Regions from separate parts of the Homo sapiens genome. Here regions 2 and 3 are each linked to region 1. Evidence: chromatin contacts called from ENCODE Hi-C or POLR2A ChIA-PET data. All regions are on one chromosome and are shown on one strand. Each heading gives the region's core, a stretch centred on a gene start or an enhancer-like site at or near the end of the contact. The rest is flanking DNA. Distances are from core to core; before and after follow the strand shown. Region 1 holds the start of MSX1 (msh homeobox 1). Region 2 holds the start of CRMP1 (collapsin response mediator protein 1). Region 3 overlaps JAKMIP1 (janus kinase and microtubule interacting protein 1).

Region 1 (2,700 bases), core at 88-2,587:
GAACCCCGCAGTCATCAATGGCAGGGCCGAGTGAGCCGCCAATCACCTCCGCTCACTCCCTGAGAGCCGCTGGCCTGGGCCGCAGGAGGAGAGGCCATAAAGCGACAGGCGCAGAAAATGGCCAAGCCCCGACCCCGCTTCAGGCAGATCTTGCATCTCCCCTGACCCCAACTCATTTTTTCTGTCTTTATTATTATTATTATTATTAACAGCAAACATTAAATCACGTTTTCTCCGAAATTGGCAAAAGAAGAGTTCTCAAGTCCCACACTAGAGTCCACCTCCAGGAACTTTCCTCTTTTCCCAGCCCCCTCCCCCAAATGTGCCTCTCCCCTCCAGGATCAGCGGCCCAGAGATAGGGACATGTCATTGTTTCCGAGGACGCGTTGTTTGAGGTCACCTTAAGGCCAGATCGGTGTTTCATTGACGATTCTGTTGGTTTTATTTCAGTAAGTTCTATATCAAAAGGATCTGGCAGCTCCTTTCCCCGCCCGGGCGCTATAGGTGTTGTGACCCTTGGGACAGAAGTTCAGAGCGAGGGTGGGGGGGGGGGAATACACATCGTGTATGAAAACCGACTGCAGATTCTAGATAATCTTACGTATTCTCACATCCTTGGCACTACAGGAAGCTAGCTTCTTCCCGCAAGGTTTACTCCAGCTCTAAGTTAGAGACAAAGGCCCACTTTTACCTCGAGGTAAAGTTTACAAGATTTCAGAACAGGAAGAAAATGAAGGTTTGGTTTTGTTTCGTTTCTTGAAAAGAAGTTAATAGTATGTCTTTCTCCTAGGATAAATAGCCATGCGTATTTTAAAAACTATATATAAAAGGAATGTGTAAGAAATAACCTCAACTCAAATTATTGTGGTAGAAGAAGAGGGGGGGTCAGACAGTGGAGGGGGGCACAGGGAAACCCAGCCACAGACTAAAGAGAAAGGTAAAAGAAGCAGTAGAGGAGAGAAACAAGGACGGGGAAAAAAAGAGGAGCGGAAAAGAGGGCTGAGGAGGGGAGGGGAGGGGAGGAGAGGAGGGCAGAAGAGAAGGAACGAGAACAAGGGAAAATCCCCCGGGAACACAGAAAGATAGAGACCCAGGGGACTCCCGCAGAGAGGGCCTCTTGGGCTTCAGCGCAGAGGAAAGTTTCCCGGGCACCCCCTCTCCTCCCCTGCCCTCCGCCGCCTGGGCCCTGCCCTGCGTGCCCCCAGGCCCAGCGCGCCTCCGGGCGAGTCCCCAGGAGCGCGGCCCAATGGATCGCTCCGGGCCCGCCCCCTCGCGCGCTGATTGGCCGCCGCCCCGCTGGCCTCGCCTTATTAGCAAGTTCTCTGGGGAGCCGCGGTAGGGCCCGGAGCCGGCGAGTGCTCCCGGGAACTCTGCCTGCGCGGCGGCAGCGACCGGAGGCCAGGCCCAGCACGCCGGAGCTGGCCTGCTGGGGAGGGGCGGGAGGCGCGCGCGGGAGGGTCCGCCCGGCCAGGGCCCCGGGCGCTCGCAGAGGCCGGCCGCGCTCCCAGCCCGCCCGGAGCCCATGCCCGGCGGCTGGCCAGTGCTGCGGCAGAAGGGGGGGCCCGGCTCTGCATGGCCCCGGCTGCTGACATGACTTCTTTGCCACTCGGTGTCAAAGTGGAGGACTCCGCCTTCGGCAAGCCGGCGGGGGGAGGCGCGGGCCAGGCCCCCAGCGCCGCCGCGGCCACGGCAGCCGCCATGGGCGCGGACGAGGAGGGGGCCAAGCCCAAAGTGTCCCCTTCGCTCCTGCCCTTCAGCGTGGAGGCGCTCATGGCCGACCACAGGAAGCCGGGGGCCAAGGAGAGCGCCCTGGCGCCCTCCGAGGGCGTGCAGGCGGCGGGTGGCTCGGCGCAGCCACTGGGCGTCCCGCCGGGGTCGCTGGGAGCCCCGGACGCGCCCTCTTCGCCGCGGCCGCTCGGCCATTTCTCGGTGGGGGGACTCCTCAAGCTGCCAGAAGATGCGCTCGTCAAAGCCGAGAGCCCCGAGAAGCCCGAGAGGACCCCGTGGATGCAGAGCCCCCGCTTCTCCCCGCCGCCGGCCAGTGAGTAGCCAGAACCCAGGCGCAGAGGGAGGGGGCCGGGTGGGGGCCGGGTGGGGTGTGGGACCCGAGGGCTCCTGGTGGCCTCCGGCGCCTGCGTACCTGCAGCCGGTGCTAGGGAGCCGTGGGCTGCAAGGCCGGGTCTTGCGCCTCCCTCCACTCCCACCCAGGAAGAAGGTTCCAGACCTCCTCGCCTTGGCCCAGAGACGCTGCGGGTGGGAGTTAACGGATAGGACACCGATGTCTGGGCACCCTGTCCTCCTGCCCCCACCAAACGACCTCAGGGGTCCATGATCCCTCATCTGATCCCAAACTCTGTTTCATCGGCTTCACCCCAGCGGATGAATGTGTGTGGTGCGGTATCTTCCCTGCACCCGGAGTTTCACTTTCTCGCAGTAGGAGCTGGTGTCCCCCAGCCCCTCTTCCCTTTCAAGTACCTCTTTGCCTAGAGGTTCCGAAGCTCCTACAGAATTCTACCTCCCCATGCCCTTTGAGTTTGAGGCAGATAGTTGGTGCTTTGGGCGGATGGATGATTCAGGGGTGGGGACATTCAGGTTCCAGTGGAGGGGGCGGGGCACCAAGTCAATTAGGGGAAGGCGCCCCCGCTAATCCTATGGGAAGCTCCCAAACGTCTAGGACTGAGCCATTAAAGTGGACTCCAG
Region 2 (2,700 bases), core at 31-2,530, 1.0 Mb after region 1:
CGCAGGGCCCAAGCCCTAGCGTTCCCTCTCCCTGATCCTCCCGGCCCCATGCTCAGGTCCGGGAGGCCAGAGACCCCAGTTCAAATCCCAGCTCTACCTCCACCTTGCTCTGTGAAGCAGGCACATCGGTGTGTGCTGTGGAGCTCAGGAGTGCCCCTTGAATCTACTGGCGCTTGAGGGTAGGGGTTTACGGCTCCAACTGCCCGACGAACTAAATCCTTAACCAAATCCTTCCCCCCAGCAAGCATGAGGGGAGCGCTCGGAAAAAAAGCTCCTTCCAGCTTTAAGCTGTGTGGCCGCAGGCGACTCGCGGAACCTCTCCCGGGGCCCGGCACACAGTAGGTGCTCTATAATTACTACCGACTGAGTGGATGGATGAATGGACCAACACGGAACGGAGCTCCAGTTCTTTTCACAAAACAGAATGAGGGGCCTGGGTTAGATTCATCCCAGAGGTTCCTTCGCGTTTAAGCGTCCATGCGGTAGCTTTAGCCAACTTCCCCTCTCAGAACCTCTCTCCCTTTCTGTAGAAGAGGAGCCGGGACTGGACCCGGGCGATCCCTTCCGAGTCTCACGGACCACGCCGGCCAGCCCCGACCGAGTCGCCCCAGCTCTGGGAACCTCTTGCATGATGAGGTGGGGGAGGGGCCGCGCCGTGGCTCTCCCCAGCCTGGCGGCCGCTGCCCCAACACCGGGGCCCGGGCATGGCCCTCGGGCGCCCCATGCCCTGGGTCCTCCCGGGGCCCGCCCCCCTCGTCTGGCCCGCGCGCGCCCCGAGGGTACCTGGCCATTGTCCCGGCCGAGGGGCAGGTCGCGGGGCGCGGGGCGGCGGATGCGCAGCGTCGGCGGCCGCTCGTCGCGCTCTCCGGGAGAGCTGACCGCGGAGCCCGAGGGCTCGCTCACGTCGCTGGCCGTGTCCTCGCTGCCTCCCGGCCCTGGCAGCCCGACCGCGTCGGGCCGGCCAGCGCTGCGCGGCGTGCGCGCCGAGCCGCGGCGGCCCACACTGTAGGCGTCGAAGTCGATGGTCTTGTTCTCGTAGGCGCCCTCCACCGCGGCGAACATGCCGCCGTACTTCTGGCGCGGGGTCTGCGCCGCGCTGCCCGGCCGCGCCAGGTACACGGGCAGGTCGTCCTCGGTGTTCCACGCGCGCCGCCGGTCCGCCATACCCGTCCAAGGCCGGCCACCCACCGCGCTCCCGCCTGCCCGCCCGCGGCCCTGGGCACCGCCGTGCGCCGCGCTCCGCGCCTCGGTGCGGGCCTGCGGCGGCCCGGGCGCGACTGCGGCCCAGGGAGGGGAGGGGCGGGGCGTGGCGCGCGCCGGGGCGGGGCCGGGGCGGGGCCTCTGGGCGGCTGCGGGCTAGCGGCGCGGCCAGCTACAAAGGACCAGGAGGCGGGGATCGCGGCTGGGGCGGGGAGGGACGGTGACGCTCCCGAGCCGCAGCGCGGAGGGCGGGCCGCGGCACCGCAGTGCCCTCGCCGCACCCCCCACTCTCCGCCCCCAGGCGGAGCGCAGGGCGCGAGGAGAGCGCGGGGCAGGAGCCGTGTGCGTACACTCGCGCGCCCACACGCTCTGGAGGCACACGCGGGTTCATACCTGCACACCAGACAATTACGCCAAACACATGAGAGATGCACAGACATGCTGGCACACACACGAGAGTCAATCACACATGCTCTCCAGAGATACACAGGGGCTCGATCATGCACACCATACTCAATGTTGCACACACATACACATATATGCTTGTGCACATTCCGAGTTCATTACAAACACACAACAGAAATCCTCATTGTCTCACAACCCCACTCACACACAGTATCACACCAAGATTAATTGCACAACTGGAGAGGCACATGCGTTGGACACACCGTTCATTCCGTCAGTTTTATTTTGCTGAGCGCCCACTAGTGCCTAGCACTGTTGTAGGAGCTGGGAACAGAGCCATGGACAAAAGAGACCAAGTGCCTGCCCTCCAGGAGCTGACCTGCTAAGGAGGGGAATTGGATACAAAAGCACCCATATGGTGGGCCAAGAGGTGGTAAGGGCCAGGAAAGGTGGTGCAGCAGCCAAGAGGGACATGCTAGAGGCACACTCCGACAGACACATAAGAGAAGCACATTCTTGCATGAGAATCAGCGACACACACATACACGTGCACGCCAATGACACCACACAACACACCAATATCAAAGGCAAGCTCAGGGCGATTCCACACATGTGCATCATAAACTGGCAACAGGATGCCCACACACAAGTCCACACCAGTAATAAAGGAAGTCAAAAGCTTAAATAAAAACGCTCCAGAGAAAGACACACAGAGACAGAGATGACCACACACACACAGCTGGCAGTCAACCAGACAGACAGATATTCCCTCATTCGAGGGGCACAGTCCACTTTTGTTGCTCCTGGAGCTTGCAGTCTGGGCGTTCTGGGGTTTCTCTGTCGTGGAGGTCGCTCTGCTGGGGCTCTCCTCTAAGGCCAGGCACCACCTGCCTCCTATAGACACCTTCCCTTATTTCTCCACGATTATCAGGCAGAGGATCCTGCAAGTCCCTGGGGACCCTACAGTCCCAGCTGCACTTCCTGGAGAGGCAGAATCGCCAGCTGCCGACCCCCTCCTCGAGCCAGTCTAGACAAGCAAAGTCAGGACTGGGTGGGGACTGCAGAGGGGAGCATCAGTGCTTCTTGCAATGTCCC
Region 3 (2,700 bases), core at 86-2,585, 1.3 Mb after region 1:
CTAAACCAAGAGCTGCCACTCAAAAGAAGAGACTATTCTATGCCAGGTAGTATGCTGGGTACACCTCATCTCAATCCATCCTCAAAGCCTCCTTGTAAAACAGGTAGCAATATTATCCCCATATGACAGATAAGGAAACTGAGGCTCAAAGAGGTGAAGTCACTTTCTTAAAATCCATAGCTTGTAAATGACAGAGTCAGGACTTGAACCCAGGTCTCTCTGAATCTAAGACCAGTTCCCAGCTGCCCAAAGAACTGTGTCTGTTTTGTTTTCTATCCCTAGGACCAGCAGCATGCCTGACATCCTCTTAGAAGCCATGCAAGAACATTTGCAGGGATAAACAGCAGGCTCCTTCCTGCACAACAAGCCATGACCCTCTTAGAACAAAGCATATTGACAGAAAATTAAGTGCCACTGAATTAGCCCCAACACTTTCATAAACAGCAGTTTTGAAATACCCCAGTTCATGAAATGCTTCCAATATCAGAAAACCACCAACTTCAATTCCCCACCAAACATACCCACAAACAGAAATAATTTCTGATAAAATTGCTACTCGTAACATTCAGAACCCACAAAAAATTCTCATCAAATAGAAATGAGAGTTGTTTATCAACATTCAAGAGAACATAATGAAGCTTCCTTTAGAACATTCTGTGCACGTGAAGTCTTCTTTCTTATTGAGATTTTCACTATAAAATCTTATCAGCTGCTGAACAGGAGAGAAACTTGGAGGTGAGGATAGGCAATGGGGACCGATACCTGTGCTACAAGAAGAATTAAGCACCATAACAACACAGACACCCCTCTCCCATCAGATAATTTACTACAATTCAACAAACATGCACCAAGTAATAAGTCACCATTTATATAGCTCTCACTGTGTAGCAGGAACTGTTTCAAACTGTCCAAATTACCTAGTATTCTGCAGCCCTGTGACAAGGGTATTCTTAGTACCCCCATTTTAATGGACCAGCAGGAAGGGGTGAAGTACTTTGACCAACATGACCCAATTAGCAAGTGGGGGTGGAGGTTGTAGCAAGTGGATGTTGCAGCTAATTCAGTGACATTTAATTTTCTGTCAACGTGCTTTGTTCTCAGAGGGCCATGGCACATTGAGCAGGGAGGAGTCTAGCTGCTCAAGTCCCAAGCTTAGTATAAAAACTTTTTCTTTTTCAACTGCTACTTGCTGGCTCTTGGCCAACTCATTGCATCATTTTGGAATCTCCCCTTTATTAACGTGCAAAGACCCCTTAAGAAGTCCCAGAAAAGGCCCCAGCCATCAGGTCGTTTCTGTCTCACCTCTGCTGAAATGAGTCAAGAGACTAGCAAGTAACCACACCACCAAGAACAAGAAGGGGTAGTCAGTGACTTCCAAGCAAAGGGCAACTTCTTTTTGTGGTTTCTACATCCTTTCTATACTCACCACCCCGTGTGGGCTTGATATGACTAGATGCTGAACAGGGCGCTCCTTGACAGACACCTACCAAACACCTCCTGTGTGCACAAGGCTTTGTGAGATGTGCTGGTGGACGCAGTTCACATTTCTTAGGCTTCCTCTCAAGAAAGCAGTTCCAGAAAGGGTGGAGGGGAGGGTCATGCTGAGAGAGGAAGAGACCAGGGGCTCGAAGAGTAACACTAATTACAGGCCTGGAGTACATAAACCAAGATGAGCTTACTGCCAGGTTACTACCAGGTCACTATCAGGTTACCACCAGCTCAGTACAGAAGGAAGTCCTTCTCAGGTGCAGACATTTGCAGAGTCCCTCAATGTCTCAGTGGCTCCCCCATCCCTTGAGGAGCTCCTAGCCAAGCAAAGGAGACACTGTAACAAGCCCAGGTGATAACTGGGAGACCAGGGCCTATGGGTGCCAGCGTGGTGAGGGAAGGGACATCCAAAGTGGGCTGTGGAAGGGGTGAAATCAGGATATGCAGATGGAGGAGCAGGGGTCAAAGAAAAGTCAATTGGCATCAGAGAGGGAGAGCAGCAGCAACGCAAGCTCCATTCATTCATTCATTCATTCAACAGCATCCTAGTGCCTGTTCCATGCCAGACCCTGTGCTGAGCCTCAAACATGAATCTCACACAGCCCCTTCCCTCACAGAGCTCTAGCCAGCGGGGAAGAAGACTGTGAATGGCATCAGTCACACACTGTGACCATGGCTGTGACAGACAGATGTACAGGGAGGGACCCGCCCTGGCCTTGGGAGGATGGGTGATGCCCAAGGAGATGAGCCTGTGCAGACAGGAGGAGGAGGGGTCTGGGCAAGTTCAGGGAAAGCAGACGATTCAATAAGGTAAGGGACAGTGTTATGGAGTGAATGTTTATGTCCCCCCAAATTGATACATTGAAACCCTATGGTGGGTAATTAGGTCATCAGGGTGAAGCCCTCATGATGAGATTAGTGACCTTATAAGAAGGGACAGGAAACCAGGCTCGGTGGCTCACACCTGTAATCCCAGCTCTTTGGGAGGCCGGGGAAGGTGGATTGCTTGAGCTCAGTTCAAGACCAGCTTGGGCAACATAATGAGACCTCATCTCTACAAAATTAAAAAAATTAGTCAGGTGTGGTGGTGCATATTTGTAGTCCCAGCTACTTGGGAGGCTGAGGTGGGAGGATCACTTGAGCCCGGGAGCTCAAAGCTGCAATGAACAGTGATTACACCACTGCACTCCAGCCTGGGTAACAGAGCGAGAC

The links. A loop is a pair of places that touch in the nucleus more often than their neighbours do. ChIA-PET counts read pairs that join two places held with the same protein, here RNA polymerase II (POLR2A). Pooled maps may share reads with other maps.
Region 2: a map of naive thymus-derived CD4-positive, alpha-beta T cell shows a loop between it and region 1 (6-fold over the local background). The contact joins the promoter of CRMP1 here to the promoter of MSX1 in region 1. A Hi-C loop is called at or near these places in 1 of 168 maps with a recorded cell type or tissue (naive thymus-derived CD4-positive, alpha-beta T cell), 4 of 37 single-sample maps with no recorded cell type and 9 of 50 pooled maps. POLR2A ChIA-PET finds 5 or more read pairs at or near these places in 1 of 52 experiments (B cell).
Region 3: a loop to region 1 is called in a map with no recorded cell type, with 5 times the contacts of the local background. The contact joins the enhancer-like site here to the promoter of MSX1 in region 1. A Hi-C loop is called at or near these places in 4 of 37 single-sample maps with no recorded cell type and 1 of 50 pooled maps.

Annotation. Positions count from the first base shown.
Region 1 is chr4:4,858,328-4,861,027 of GRCh38, forward strand. MSX1 (msh homeobox 1) reads left to right here and starts at 1,338. Exons shown (of 2, transcript NM_002448.3): 1 at 1,338-2,041. The coding sequence starts at 1,573. RefSeq lists silencers at 1,160-1,219, 1,240-1,479, 1,490-1,929.
Region 2 is chr4:5,891,806-5,894,505 of GRCh38, forward strand. CRMP1 (collapsin response mediator protein 1) reads right to left here and starts at 1,281. Exons shown (of 14, transcript NM_001014809.3): 1 at 784-1,281. The coding sequence starts at 1,164.
Region 3 is chr4:6,179,701-6,182,400 of GRCh38, forward strand. All of the region lies in intron 1 of JAKMIP1 (janus kinase and microtubule interacting protein 1), which reads right to left. Among named protein-coding and RNA genes, the nearest start is that of JAKMIP1, 19 kb to the right of the region's middle. RefSeq lists an enhancer at 1,079-1,368. Within about 2 kb of position 1,336, at least 5 of the 41 ENCODE cell types and tissues checked have a DNase peak (open chromatin) inside an H3K27ac peak, as active enhancers do.